2 separate regions of the Homo sapiens genome follow, and region 1 is linked to region 2. The links are chromatin loops, found by intact Hi-C in ENCODE. Cell type or tissue: CD4-positive, alpha-beta T cell. All regions are shown on one strand. Each heading gives the region's core, and the rest is flanking DNA. Links, peaks and the distances in the headings are about the cores only.

Evidence for each region. Peaks named below come from ENCODE experiments on the same cell type or tissue, not always from the same donor. Only the 100,000 strongest peaks of a DNase experiment are listed, where the experiment ranks them.
Region 1: it touches region 2 in a loop (36-fold over the local background); 9 of 110 quality-filtered maps call a loop at or near these places.

The regions. Positions count from the first base shown.
Region 1 is chr19:32,221,566-32,229,339 of GRCh38, forward strand. No RefSeq gene overlaps it. Among named protein-coding and RNA genes, the nearest start is that of LINC01782, 120 kb to the left of the region's middle. RefSeq lists a silencer at 3,269-3,328. In CD4-positive, alpha-beta T cell, for the core only: CTCF peaks have their summits at 3,251 (motif pointing left) and 3,452; a DNase peak (open chromatin) is centred at 3,206; H3K4me3 peaks cover 429 bases; H3K27me3 peaks cover 2,017 bases.
Region 2 is chr19:31,050,567-31,058,340 of GRCh38, forward strand. No RefSeq gene overlaps it. Among named protein-coding and RNA genes, the nearest start is that of LINC01791, 110 kb to the right of the region's middle. In CD4-positive, alpha-beta T cell, for the core only: no CTCF peak of the experiment used is centred there; a DNase peak (open chromatin) is centred at 4,085.

The DNA.
Region 1 (7,774 bases), core at 1,623-5,622, 1.2 Mb after region 2:
AATAAGTGCAATAAATAAGTTTTACAGTGTGCATAAATCTAAAAACAAAACCCAACATAAATTGTTAATCTTACACTTTTTCTCATTAATTGCAATACATAAACATATGTTTTATACAAAGATATTTGCTACGAAATAAGTATAATAAATACAGTTTACCACATGTATTAATCTTAATAGTTACAAACTGTTAATCTTATATATTAGGTAATAATTTGCAATAAATAATTGTTTATTATCTTGATGTTTGCTTGTCTTGGGTTCTAGCAATATGCAATAAAGAAATGCAATTTTGAATAATTTGATTGTAAGACTGCTGGGAAAATACTGTATGTTATAATTAGCTGGGAGAGGATTCTAGTCACAAAAGCAAGCATGGAGACAGGGTTCAATAACCCAAACATACGTTATTGAGTCCATAAATAATTTTAAAAGTTAAGTTCAGTTTCAAACAAAACAGAATTTTTTAACCTTAAATGCAATTAAAGAAACATTTCACATTCTTTAGTGCTTTCATTATTATACATTCAAAAGGAGATGAAGAAAGCTGGAAGCCCCATCAAAACTGCCAGCCTCCAAGCTGAGACGGGAACATGGCTGCCTTTGGGAGAAAGAGTGGCCTGACAGCTCATGCCCATCAGCCAAGGGCTCCCCTTGGCCTGGAATACACCCTCCGGAACAGCCAGCAGGTGCACCCACAAACGCAGCACCCTCCATACCTCACCTTCAAGCTGGCACTTGCTGAACTGCACACACATTTTTCTAAGAGAGGTTGTCACCTATACTGAGCTTAATAGAAATTGTTAATCTTATATGTAAAGGTAATAATTTGTCATAAATAATTGTTCATTATCTGGGCCTTTGCTTGTCTTGGAGTTGAGCTGTATGCAATAAAGCAGTGCAATTTTGAGTAATTCGATTGTAAGGCTGCTGGGGAAACATGGTGGATTGTAATGAGCCTAGGAAGGGTCCCGTGGGCCAGAGACCCCAAAGAACCAACCTACCAGCTCTGGCACATGCAAAGCCCAGGTCCTCACCAGCAATTGCACAGGTTCTTTAAATAGTCTCTCCAAGACAGAGAGTGAACCAGTTTCCCCTTCTCATGTTTCTGCCAGAGTAAACATCACTTAGAGGAAACCAGTCCTAGACGAAGTGAACCTCGGTCCCTGGGAAAGGCTGAGGTGGCCCCAGGGCAATTTAGTCCCACCAAGCCGGCTGATTGGCACCAAAGGCTCACCTGTCTGCCTGGAACAGGTAGGGCCAGGGGGTCACTTCCTCCAAAGTGACCCTGACACTGCTCCCGGCAGCAGCAGCATCCTGGCACATCCCTGCAGGCAGAGAGCTAGAGCAGTCCTGGCTAAGAGGTGGCTGTGAGGCCAGGGAGCAAGGACCCTGTGCACTTTGGCTTCCTAGAATCCCACGGGCACAAAGACCCACTTCAAGGAAACCTCCCCCAAGCTGGGAAAGGAAGGGAGGGAGGGTGGGAAGGAAGAAGGGAGGGAAGGAAAAAGAGAAGGAAATAAAGAAGAAGGGAAGGAGGAGGAGAAAGACAGAGGAAGAATGAATTTTAAAAAAAGAGAAAGAAAGAGAAAAGAGGAGGAGAAAGGGAGGGAAAGAGAGAGGAAGAATGAATGAAAAAAAGAGAAAGAAAGTGAGAAAGAGAGAAAAGAGGGGGAGGAAGGGAGAGAAGAGAGAAAGAAAGCAAGGAAGGAGGGAGGGAGGAAGGATGGAGGAAAACAGAAAGAAGAGCAAGGGAGGAGAGAGGGAAGGAAGAAGGGAAGAAAAAAGAGAGAAAAAGGAAAGAAGGAAGGAGGAAGGGATTAAAGGAGGGTAGAAGGAAGGATAGAGGGAAGGAGGGAGGGAAGCGGGAAGGAAGGAGAAAAAAAGGGAGAGGAAGAAAGAGAGGATGGAAGGAAGGAAGGAAAAAGAAAGAAAGAAGGGAGAATCCTAGATCCATTATAACCATGAACAGCTCTTCCTAATATAAAGATGATCAGCACCCCACAAAAACACACACATACATGCCCTGACGTGCATCCAATGACATGAGTCTCCATATCAAAGCCCACTTGCAGTGTGTTCCTGGCAGTCGCTGCGGTTTGTGGTTTTAATATCTCGCTTCTTCTACGCTCCTGGCACCTGCTAGAGTGGGCCTGGCTTCCCCTCTTTAGGCACAGCTCACACCGGGAGGGTAAGCCCCCAGCCTGCTCTCTGCCTAGGCTGGGCACGGCACAGTCCACAGCCTGGGAGGGAGCCGTTCATCAGGGTGACATAACGGTTCAGTTCCAGAAGAAAGTTCCTGCCTAGGGCTGAGCTTCAGGCAGGGTAGGTTCCCAGGAGCAAGTGCTGTGAGCCTGAGGCCCCAGGCGTCTGAAGACACCACAGGTCTCCCCCTCGTCTCCTCCATCCCAGCAAGCACCTGCGGTCCAATCGCGCTAAGCCAGGGGCCCTGCTTTCAGCCGGGTTGGAAAGGGATAGAAGCTCCCCCATCTCCTGCCCTTTTCTAAAGACAGGCAGCTCCAGCAAAACCCTCAGCCCTCAGGCGTCCCTTTCGTGGGGTCCCCGCCCCTGTTCTGGAAATGAGACCCCAGGTCCCAGGATGCAGCTGGCATCGCAGGGGAAGGGACTTGCCCCCACCCTCCACCCGCTACCATGACCCGGGAGAGGCCTTCCCGAGGGTCTGAAGGTCCGCAGAGCCCTGCCCCACCCTAGTCCAACAAGGGGACCGCGTTTTAGGGACATCCCTGGATTGTCAAGAAACGCTGGCTCATCCGGACCCCCGGGGAGCGCAGCATGAACCCAGGAGCACCCTGACACCCCGAAAACAGGGAACCTGGGGCCCTTCTCAAACTCAAGGGGAAGGAAAGGGAGCCTGCCAAGTTCTGCTTCTGCGAGGCAGCTGCCACCAAAACCCGCTCCGAGGGCCCCGCCGGGCCGCCCTGGCAGCTGGAAAAGCGCATTCCTGCTCGCCCGAGGATGCAGAAGGCAACCGAGTCCCCGGGCGGCGGCGGGGCAACTGCGGAAATCACGCAGCCAGATGAAGCTCATAAATTTCCCCTATGAACAATTGTTTTCATTTCCCTCCCATGCCACTAGATATTATAAGTGGAAAGCAAAACACAAGTAAATATGTTCATTCCGCTCTTGCGATCGGTGATAAACCGGAGGCGGCCGAGGCCGACAGAGGTCAGCAGGCCGCTCGCCACGGGTCTGCGAGCGGACACTGCCACCCTCCGGCCGCGCGCGGGACTGCACCGGCCCCACCGCCCGGCTCTCCCGCCCGCTCGCTGCCCGCCAATGTTCGCTTTGCGCCCTTCGCTCAATGTGCGTGCAAATTACAGGGACATTCGAAAGGACAGAGAGCTCCCATATTTAAAATAATCATTTTTGTTCATCATAACCTCTCTTCCAGAGATAACCGCTCTTATTAACGTTTTCGTACAATTATCTCCAGTCTTTATGTGCATTCTACGATGTCTTCTGTGTACCTATGAAATACAAAGCTTTTCCTACAATATTAAACCTTGATTTCCTAGGTATCACTTAAACGAAAGTTATTGTCACACAAGATAGCCTCACAGATATCTTTTTAGGGGCTGTGTAATATTTCAACTTGGGACTGCACCAAAAGTTACTGAACCATCTCCCAATTGCTCATTTAAAGAGTTTCTAATGTTTTCATCCTTGTGCATAATGCTATAACTGAAACCTCTATTCAGAAACTTTTGTTTATATTGTTAAGATCCATCAATAAAGGCAGAATTATTAAATGAAAAGAAATTAACTTTTTTTTTAATGGATTCTGGCTCCATGCCCCAGGCTGGAGTGCAGTGGAGCAATCTCGGCTCACTGCAACATTCGCCTCCCTGGCTCAAGCAATTCCCCTGCCTCAGCCCCCTCAGTAGCTGGGACTACAGGCACGCACCACCACACCCGACTAATTTTTGTATTGTTAGTAGAGACGGGGTTTCACTGTGTTAGCCAGGTTGGTCTCGAACTCCTGACCTCAGGTGATCTGCCCATCTCAGTCTCCCAAAGTGCTCGGATTACAGGTGTGAGCCACTGCGCCCAGCTGAGAATTAACATTTTTAAAGCTCTTAGTAGCATTACTATTTTCTAGATGTATAATACCTATGTGGAGAATATTATTTAAAATGATGAGTGAATATAAAATAGTGCTCAAATGAGTGGTCAGAAAAACTGTATCACCAACATATCAGTCCCCACTCATCTCATCTTTCACTTGAATGCAAGGCCAATAAAAATTCCATCAAAGCTTTTTTGATATTTTGTCACATTGATTCCAAATTCCATGTGAAAGAGTAAATAAGGAAAAATCTCCAAAAAACATGTTTGTGAAAAAAGAGAGGAGACTTCCTCAACAAAGATATTAACATATATCACAGAAAGCTACAATAATTTAAACAGTGAAGCACAAAATAGAGAGCACAAAAGGGAGCAAATAGGCAATAACTTACATTTTAACATAAAGCCATTTTATATCAGTGGGAAAAGGATGGCTGATTGATGAAGTTATAGGTACAATCTGCCACTCATTCAGAAAACAAGAAAAGTTAGTGTCCTACCTCATACCACATATTCAAATGAATGCTATAAGGATTAAAGATTTAAATTTTTAAGTGAAACTATAAAAGTGATATTTACATATATGGTAATAGAGAAGTTCTAAGTCCAATTGCAAAGGCAGAAGCTAAAAACTTTAAAATGCCCAGATTTGAGGTGCACAAATTTAAAATACCCACATGTGAAAAATATAATTTTGAAATTGAAAGGTAAACCAACACTAGGAGAAAAAAACACTTTCAATATACATAACAGAAAGAAGGTTAATGCCCCAGGTGTGTAGAGCTTTCTCACAAATGAAGAACAGACAAATACTTCAATAGAATTGGGGACATGAATAGCAATTCACCAAAAGAAATACAAATGATAGACATATAAAAGATGTTTAGTCTTATTAATAATCAAAAGACATGCAAATTAAAACAAAAATGAGAAAATTTTGTCCCTATATTGATAAACACAAAAACAATGATTGTATTGTCAAGGATGGATAAACGAATCCTTTCAACACCACAGGTGATAGGGTAAATCAGGTAACTGGTAAACTTTATAAAGGGTAATTTCACAATATGATCAAAATTCTTACAACACGTGACCCAAAGATTCTACTTCCAAAGGAATCTATCATGGGTATGTACAAAGATTCACCTGTAAGATTGTTCATTGCTATCAGAAACAAACCAAATGTCCAACAATAGGCAACCAGATTTTACATAGATTATATAATATCATAAGATAATACAATCAAGTCCTCAATAGTAATGTTGTAGAAATTAACATTTAAGGATGTCTTAACATTTAATATTCAAGAAGGTCTCATAAAATACTGCTTTATAGCAAAAAGCAAGTTACATTGTAACCATGCTTTCTACACACATAGGAAAAAAAAACCTATAAGGTATTCCTTTAAATAATAATAATGGCAGGTGGACTACAAGTAATTTTTAATATTCTTTTGGCTGCTTTAATATTCTTTTTTCTTTATATATTTAACAATTTTTTATCAATTGTTTAGAAGAAAAATAGTTTTAGTGGTTTTCTAGAAATATTGTATTTTACGTTCCCACCAGCATTACTTGAGAGTGTTTGTTCAGGCCAGGCAAAGGGGGCTCATGCCTGTAATCCCAGCACTGTGGGAGGCCAAAGCGGGAGGATCACATGAGGCCAGGAGTTCGAGACCAGCCTCCATTCTACCAAAAAAAAAGTAAAGAAAAAAAAAGACAATGCTCATTCATTTGCTCATTTTTTAAATCCAATACTCTCAAAACACACATTCAGAGCAAAGCACGTTCAAGCCTGGCAACAGCTGTAAACAAGACAAAGCCCTGCCCTTGTAGAGCAGTCGATAAGCTCCACGGTTAGGAAAACTGAAAAGGAACAAACCAAGAAAGCAGCCCCGTGGGGATGTTCCATGGCCTGCTGTGGAGGGAAGCAGGGCGAGGGTCACCGACCGGCTGGGGAAGGAGCTATGCTAGGGAGGGGTTCCGGGAGGGCCACTCAGAGGAGGTGACGGTGAGGAGACCTGAGTGTGGTGAGCAGCGAGTCACCTGTGAATCTGGGACAAGCATTTCCCCGCAGAGGGAACAGCCGAGGCGAAGGCCCGAGGAGGGGAGGGGCTTGGTGTGCCTGCGGAACAGTTGCGCGGAGCCCCGTGTGGCTGAAAAGGAGAAGGCGAAGGAGAGGCGTAGGGGAGGGGACAGGTGGCAAGAGCCCAGAGAACCTTCTGGGGCACAGGAGGGAGTGTGGATTTTCTTTTGTGTATGATGGGAGCCGTTGGAGACTTTGTGCGTGAGAGCGACGAGACCTGATTTCATTTTCCCAGGATATCGCCAGCTCCCGGTTGAGAATGGAACCCAGTGTGCCAGAACTGCAGCAGGGAGGCCGATTCAGGAGGTCACTGCACGAGCTGTGCCTGGCCTGGAGTGGCCTGGTGCGGGGAACCTGGCGGCACTGGCGGTTCACACTTGCTAACTGAGTAAGCAACCGTCGTGGGGGTGGAATCTTGATGTGTTTCTTTTCTGAGCCCCTTGTCAGCTGGAATGCTCTGGTAGCTCATCCCTCAGGAGATCTGGATGTCCCTGAAAATAGAGAATCAGGCTAAGGGGATTGCCCTCAGGATACACCACCCCCCATTCTCCCCAGCCCAGAAATCATCTTGTGCATTGGCCTTGAGTCCAACCAAAACGCTGGACAGTCAGTGGCTAAACAAAGAAAGAAGAGCGTTCTGTTGAATCATGATCGTCATCTACACTTTCAGGAGCTTTCATGTCCACCTTCACAGGTGTCAGCATAGAAATCACACTTCTCCCAAAAATGCACATGCAAAGTTTTCCTGCATCCAATGCACCATGTCATGGAAGGAAGCACAAAATCTATGTGGTCTTACACATTTTTTTCAGGGTTTGGAGATTAACTAATAGATTTCCAGGATTTATTTCCTCCTGGGTTCTAATGTCATCCCACTATATTTATATGGGAGGAAAATGATGTCTTTCCTCCTCAATCATTTTAAAGTCATTATCATCTCTTGCATGATAAAAATTAATCAAACTATTTTCTTAAGATAATTCTTATAAAATTGAGGTGCCTATTACAGGCCTGCACATCTTATGTCCCAGAAATTACACTCATCTTTGCCTCTCCTGTTTCCATAGTCCCATTTCTTCCAGTATTAACTATTTTTTTCTTTAATGAGACAGGGTCTTTGTCTGTTGCCCAGGCTGGAGTGCAGTGATGTGATTGATCACAGCTCACTACAGCCTCGACCTTCTGGGCTCAAGCCATCCTCCTGCCTTAGCCTCCCAAGTACCTGGGATCACAGGTGCATGCCACCACACCTAGCTACATTTTTTTTATTTTTATTTTTTGTAGAGAAGGGGGTCTCATTACGTTGCCTAGGCTGGTCTCAAACACTCAAGTGATCCTTCCATCTTGGCCTCCCAAAGTGCCGGGATTACAGGCGTGAGCCACGCTACCCAGCCCATAATCCCATTTTACCATGCACTTGGTCCCCAGTTTCTCAAGAGATCTGTGTCTGCCCTTGCCCAGTCCCTCCCTTGGGGAAGTTGCTTCTTTGTAGCCAGAAAAAGCCCTTGGGGTGGTGGAGGATGGAGGAACTGTGGGCTGGGCCCTGAGGACACAGTCCGAGGCAGGTCCTGTGCCATCTGGGGGCTGAGACACTGGGGTCAAA
Region 2 (7,774 bases), core at 1,879-5,878:
ATTAAATACATGCACTGATTGTACAATGCATTCTGATGTTTTAAAAATTCAGCTCCTTAGAATGAAGATGTGATTTTATAAGCAGAACAACCATCTTATAGATATATAATGTTAATACCATTCTGTCCTCCTAGTTTCTCCTCTTATTCCTCTTATTTCTACATGCTATCATTGCTGATATTATTTTTGATTTTAATGAGAAGGCCTCTAGTGCAGTGGTTTTTAATTACCAAATTTTTCTTTAGTATGGGGGAGGTCAGAGGCCTTTTGAAAATCTGATGAAAGATGTTCATTCCATCCTCCAGATAAAGCAAATGTGCACTCACAATCTGACTTCCTGAGCCTTCAAAATTCTCTCAACCGTCTCTATATAGGCTTCCACCAATCGCCAAAGTCCATGAAACCTGGTTCAGGACTCCTCTATGGTATTACCTCTTAGACGAATGTTAAATGTTAACATCGATTACATTTGCTTGGTTAGGACATCCTCTTTATTCATCCTCTTTATTTCTTTTTTTTTCTACATAAAGTTAGTAATTAGTGTTGGATTCTTTTCAATACCATTCAGGTATCGCAGTAGGTTGTATCATTCCTCCCATTTCTTCAGCCTTCTCTGTACCCATGATTTACAGTGAAACCTTACAGTTTCTTCTGTGAGAGGAAGAGTGGATTTTTCTGCCCTGCTGTTATTGGGAACAGATATGTGACTTGCTTAAATGGTCCAAATTGCAGGTTGAAGCCAGGCTGAGATGAATCCAGCTTAGATCAGCTGACCTCCAGCTGACCCACAGACATGGACAGTATACATTTTTGTTGTTTAAAACATCTGTATTATTCAGGGTTCTCCAGAAAAGCAGAACTGATAGGAGATAGATAGATAGATAGATAGATAGATAGATAGATAGATAGATGATAGATAGATAATAGATAGATAGATAGATAGATGGATAGATGACAGATGATAGATGGATAGATTATAGATAGACAGATGATAGATGGATAGATAATAGATAGATACATAGAGAGATAGAGAGAGACAGACAGATGATAGACTAGATAGATAGACAGATGATGGATATATAATCTATACATAGATAATAGATAGATAGATAGATAGATAGATAGATAGATAGATAGATAGATAGACTGACCAATGAGAAGGGGGAATTGGTTCATGCAATTATGGAGGCCAAGAAGTTCTTTTACAGGTTATCTCCAAGTTGGAGAATCAGGGAAGCTGGTAGCATGGCTCAGTTCAAGTCCTAAAGCCTGAGAACCTGGGAGTTGATGGTGCACATCCTACAGTCTAAAAGCAGGAGAGCCTGGAGGTCTGATGCCCAAGAGCAGGAGAAGATAGGTGTCTAAACTCCAGAAGAGAGAGAGGGCAAATTTGCTGTTTCTTTTTGCTTGATCAGGTCTTCAGCTGATTGATGGAGTCTACCCTAACTGAGTGAGAGTGGATCTTCCTTACTCAGTCCACTGATTCAAATGCCAATCTATTCCAGAAACACCTTCACGGATATACCCAGAAGTAATGGTCTACCAGCTATTTGGGTATCCCTTAACCCAGTCAAATGGGCACCTAAAATTAGCCATCACAGCCACTGAGTCTGGGGACTGTTTTTTTTAAACCAACTTTTGCAGCTAACCAATACAGGTATCTATTTATTTAACAGTGTAGTATCATTCCCTCGCCACATAACAGACTGTCATCATCTCAGTGACTCAGAACAGCACATGTTTTCCATGGGTCAGGTGTCCAGCACGGCTTAGCTAGACCCTTTGCTCAGAGTCTCATAAGGCTGCAATCAAGGTAGGAGCTGGGCTGTGTTTCTATCTGGACTTTTGAGTTGGGAAATAATACACTGCTAAGCTGAATCAGGTTGTTGGCAGAACTCATTCCCTTATGGCTGTTTTGCCAAAGTCTTGTTGTTGTTGTTGTTGTTGTTTGTTTGTTTGTTTTGTAAGCCGTAGACCAAGAACCAGTCTCAGATCCTAGAAGTTGCCCTCAGGTCCTTGCCATATGGCCTCCTCTGTAAAGCCACATCTCACAACAAGGCAGCCTACTTTTTCAAAGCCAGAGAGAGAGAGAGCATGCTTACCTCTGTTGAAGACTCTCTGCCAGTTAGGACCTCCTGATTAGGTCAAGATAATCTCTTGATTTATTCAAACTCCACTGATTAGGAGCTGTAATTACATCTGCAAAACCCTTTCATCTTTGCCAAAGATTCTATTGATTAGAAGAAAGTTACACTTTCCAACCATAGTCAAAAAACAGGGATTATATAATTTCATTGGGGGTCATCTTAGAATTCTGCCTACCACAATCTTGTATTTAATATGCTTAATTATATTAATATGTTAATGTAATATTTGCATGTTAAATCACTTTGCATTCCTAGAACAAATTATGTTTGGTTATAATTTATAATTCCTTTAAAGTCCTGCTAGTTTTTTTCCATGGGTAATTTCATTTGTACTTTTGTTCTCCTATTCAAATAAGAGATTGATCTGGAGTTTCTTTGCCATTCTGGTGGGTTTGATAGCAAAAAGTGAAACTAACTTCATAAAACACATTTGGAAGTCTACTGTATCTGTCAGTGTTCAGTCAGGGAAACAGAACCACCTCAAATATCCTGACAATAAGAATGACTTGTAGCTGCCTTCTTGTCTTTGGTTTCACAGGGGGTGTGTTAGGGAGGTATTTTTGGTGTTGAAACTTTGGGATGTAATCTAGTGGGTAGTGCTCAGGTGTATTGGTCAGCTAATAGGCTCTTGCTCAGTCATGTGGCTCCACTATATTTCCTCATAGTTGAAGCCATGCTCCCTCTCAATGCTCTGAAAGTGTGGGCTCCTCTCCCACTTCAGTGCTGGCTGTAGATAGTGGCATGACACTCCTGGGCTGCCCACTTCAGCTCTGGGGTGATCTCAGGGTTTATGGTTCTTCTCCACCTTGGAGGCAGCAAAGGAAGGGATCTTAATAGTGGTTGTGACCAAGGGTCTTTGCGTGTCTCCTGAGGACTTCACCCCAGAGAGATGCAGGTAAGCGATTGCTCAGTGCAATCATCCCGGATAATCATTAGAGAAATGCAAATCAAAACCACAATGAGATACCATCTCACGCCAGTCAGAATGGATATTACTAAAAAGCCAAAAAAGTAACAGATGCTGGTGAGGATGAGGAGAAAAAGAAATGCTTATACACTGTCAGTGGAAGTGCAAATTAGTTCAACCATTGTGGAAAGCAGTATGGTGATTCCTCAAAGAGCTAAAAACAGAACTGCCATTCAACCCGGAAATCCCATTACTGGGTATGTAACCAAAGGAATAGAAATCATTCTACCACAAAGACACACGCATGTGAATGTTCTTTGCAGCACTATTCACAATAGCAAAGACAAGGAATCAACCTAAATGCCCATCAATGGTAGACTGGATAAAGAAAATGTGGTACATATGCATCATGTAATACTATGCAGCCATACAAAGAATGAGATCATGTCCTTTGCAGAAAAATGGATGGAGCTGGAGGCCATTATCCTTAGCAAACTAACACAGGAACTGGAAACCAAATACTGCATGTTCTCACTTATAAGTGGGAGCTAAATGATGAGAACACATGGACAAATAGAGGGAAACAACACCCACTGGGTCTTACTTGATGGTGGAGAGTGGGAGGAGGAAGAGGATCAGGAAAAATAGCTACTGGGTACTAGGCTTAATAGTGAGGGGAGGAAATAATCTGTACAACAAACCCCCATGACACAAGTTTACCTATATAACAAACCTGCACATGTACCCCAAACCTAAAATAAAAGTTAAAAAAAAAAAGAATGAGCGTTTACATGGACAGGAAAAGATCTAGTAATGTAAAGGGTGAGGAGGAGTGGGGAAAGTTGGAGGATCAGGGAAGCCTTTGTTGACCTCTTGAGCCCGGCTGCCTGGCTGGATGAGCCTGAGCTTGTGGGGAAATCTGAAAAGCACACACACCCAGTCACTGAAGTGGGACCCTGCAGGGGGAGCTCATTGCAGTGGACCCACAGTGGAAACTGTTCCCTCTGTAGGAACCACTGCCTCTGCAGACCTACAGCTAAGCACTTGGGGGCAGTCTTGGCGGTGCTATGGGAAGATGAGCTGGCCATAGAGCAAGAGCAAGGTGAGGCCATGCTGGGGCCCAACAGGCAGCTCAGCATCTATCTGTCAGCGTGTCTGCCCACACCAACCTCTGATAATGACCTCTGCCTCCTTCCCACCCTGGGAAGCTCACATCAATTCCTCCTTGGTCATTCTGGGAAATATCATTTGGGGCCTTAGACAAGAACTGTAGTGCCAAGTTGACAAGGCACAAGTCAGTCCTACCTGTCATGTTCTTATGTCTGAGATGATCCAGGCAGCATGGGAAGATATATTCCTTGAAAGACTGAAAGGGCTTGCCTATAAAGTTTTGGATGCTGGACAGGATCACCAAGAGGCAAGAAGTGGGAAACACATAGGAGGCAGCTCACAGGGCAAGCAGGGAGAGGGAGGATTCCAGACAATCATAACTCTCCACCTGTACCAGGGAGTGCTGACTGGAGCTGAGTGATCCCCACAGAGGTGGAATCACTCCTTGGAGCAAAGGACAAGTAGGTCCACACTCAGAGAGTGCATGGAACGGGAAAAGCTGCTTTCCTTCACCATTTTTACAGTATTAGGCTTTCTTTGTCAACTATTAAGCTTTTCCTTTTTGCTTGGTTTGAGGTTTTGACTAAAGGCAAAGAAAATTGTCTTTAATAGAAAAGTTGATTGAGAGGCTAAGGCAGGAAGATAGCTTGAGGCCAGGACTTCGAGACCAGCCAGGGAAACATAGCAAGACCCTTTCTCTAAAAAATAATAAAATAAAATAACCAGGTATGGTGGTATGTGCCTGTGATCCCAGCTACTCAGGAAGCTGTGGCAGGAGGATTGCTTGAGGCCAGGAGGTCAAGGCTGCAGTGAGCTGTGATTGTGCTATTGAACTCCAGCCTAGGCAACAGAGTGAGACCATGTCTCTAAAAAAAAAAAAAAAGAAAAGAAAAGAAAAGAAAAGATGACCTCATTGACTTTAATTGCCATTTTGTTTTTGTTTCAGTCAGTTTATTAAGTAATATGCCACTCTTTCACTGGGTTCTTTGTATCATGTCTTATGCTCTCTGAATTATCTTTTCTTCAAATGTTTTTGCTTTAATTATTTTAATTTACACAACAGACAACAATTCTAGCAGTAGTTTTCTTTAAATTTAGAGAAACAAAGGTTTAAGTGGTATTAACTGCTTCAAAAAATAGCTCTTGCTTCATAGTTATTTTAAATTCCCTGTCTGATAATACCAACATCTTTGCCATTTCTGAATCTATTTCTAACACTTGTTTTATCTCTTCAGACTGTGTTTTATCTTTCTTTTTAGTGGGACTTGTGATGTTTTGTTGAAAGTCAGATATGTATGGGGCAATAGAAACTGTGGTAAATCAGCCTTTAATGTGGGGATTTATGTTAATCTGAGTAGGAGTTGGGCTGTGTTTAATGTTTGCTGCAGCTGTAAATAACAGAAGCTTCCAGTTCCTCTAGTGTGCTTGTTTTGATCTCACCTCTTGACTTTGGACTTCCCTATGGACTCCACCTCAGAGAGTCTGCAACATGCAACATTTTCCGTTGTTATCCAGTGTTACGATAAAGTGTGATGGTAACATGTTGTGGCAGGGGACCATTCTATAATCTGATCAAATCTCAGTATTTTGGTGGCCTTGCTTCTCGGGGTTGTGACCTTTGCAAGTGTTGCTCCACTTCTAGAATGAATAAAACAGTGGTACAGTTTTCCCCTCCACCCCCTACTCCCTTTCCTGGCTTCAGTATTCCCAAACCATTTCCTTGAAGCCCAGATCCCAGATCCTGGCTGACAGTGTTCCAACCTCTACCCTTTTTTAGGTACCATAGGAAGGCTGGAGGGGCCTGAAGTGGCAGACCCTTTCTCTGCCTGGGATCAAGCTTCAGAATGGTGCTCTGGATACATCCTTTTCCCTGGAGAGAAACTCTTCGAACTGGAGAAGGCTCTAGGTGTATGTCATAATGATTAGTCCTGGTAAGAGCCATGAGGAAATCTCACCATGAGAACTTGTTGGGGTTTCTGGAAACTCACAGAGCTGTGGGGTTCTTCCTAAGACTTCAGCCCCTGGAGTTGCTCATTCTCACACCAGTCCACTTTCAACCTCCAGCAAATCACCAAAGCAGTCATCTAATGATCCTGCCAGTTTATGCCTCCTATGGCTTCAGCTCCAGGCAAGCAAATTTTTGTTGCCATGTCTGTCCAGATACCCCTGTCTTTCCAGGTCTCAGCGTGGCTTTGCCCTGCCACCTCATCAATGGGTCAAAGAAAAGTCCTTTCTTTTCAGTTTGTCCAACTTTCTGTTCTTGTTGGGACAAAAACGTTGACTTCCAAGCTCTTTTCTTGTTGGAGCTGAAACTGGAAGTCCTCATTACCCTTTAAGATAGACACAAAAAGGAATCTTATATAGATTATTTTGACTAATAAAATGCAGATCCAACTGCCCATTGAACATGTTGTAATCGGTATCTCTGGGTTCCCTGTGTCAATGTTAAGTACATCTTTGTAAGTGTGTTATTTTTTAGAATGGAAAGAGATGCCAATCAGGGCCTAGGGGGAAACACTGAAAGCTTTGGCATAGGCCATGCCTATTACAGTGTGAATTCTGGGCACCTTCTCCTTTGTCTACTCTTATGCATCATCAAGCGAGACTTCATGGCTTCCTTAAAAAAAAAGAGAGAGAAAGGGTTATTAGTGGGATCACAGAACAAAGACACTCTAGTTCATGCATCTCATGTGCCTGGGAAAGACCCAGCAAGATAAAGAGACACATGCAAAGGGAAATGTCAGAATTTTAAAATAAGCAATAAATCATTAAAAATAATAGTTATTTTTCAGAAACAATTATGAAAAACATAAACATAGAAATAAACCAAAACAAGAACTGAGATGCAAAATTGCACAATGGCCTGTTGAGTTAAGAAGTGAAGGTCAGGGAGACCCCATGATCTCAGAGCAGCCTATGTGTAGCATGCCTTGGCATTCAGGTCAGGCTTCCCCAAGACAAGCTAGGCGTTTGCCTAACATGGCAAGACTGGAGAGAGTATAAGGAGGAAGGAAGTAACACTGATTAAACATCTGCTGTCCCACATTTCTCTCACTCATCCGTTTGCTCATTTGAATGAATTATTAAGGTCATGCTACATGCCATGTACTGTTCTTGGTGCTGCTGATAGACAAATTAGTGTGACCTGGTGCATTCTCTTGCGAAGCTTATCATTCAGTGTGGAAGACAGACAGGTGGCCAGGTAACAACATTCCAGGGAGATACGTGCTAAAGGAGAAGTCTGCAGATATTTTCTTGGAATGCCCTTGGAGGAGTCTGAGCCTGCCAGGGTTGGGGCAGGGGATGCCAGGCAGAGGATTCCAGGCATAGCATCCTATACCAGGCACATGAGATGCAAGGGAAGAGAGTGAGCATGGGGACCAAGAGTGAAGAGTAAACCAGGCAAGGGAAGGGCCTGTGTGAAGCTCCAAGGCCCAGGGTGCAGGGGAGCATGACTTACTTGAGAATTGTTGGGTTCAACATGGATACCACTTAGGCAGCTGCTGGTAGGTCAGGATAATGCCTTCATCCCCGGACAATGGGAGCTATGAGAGGTTTCAGCAGGACAGCCTCATGGTCAGGTTTATGCTTCAAGGAGACCATAGTGACA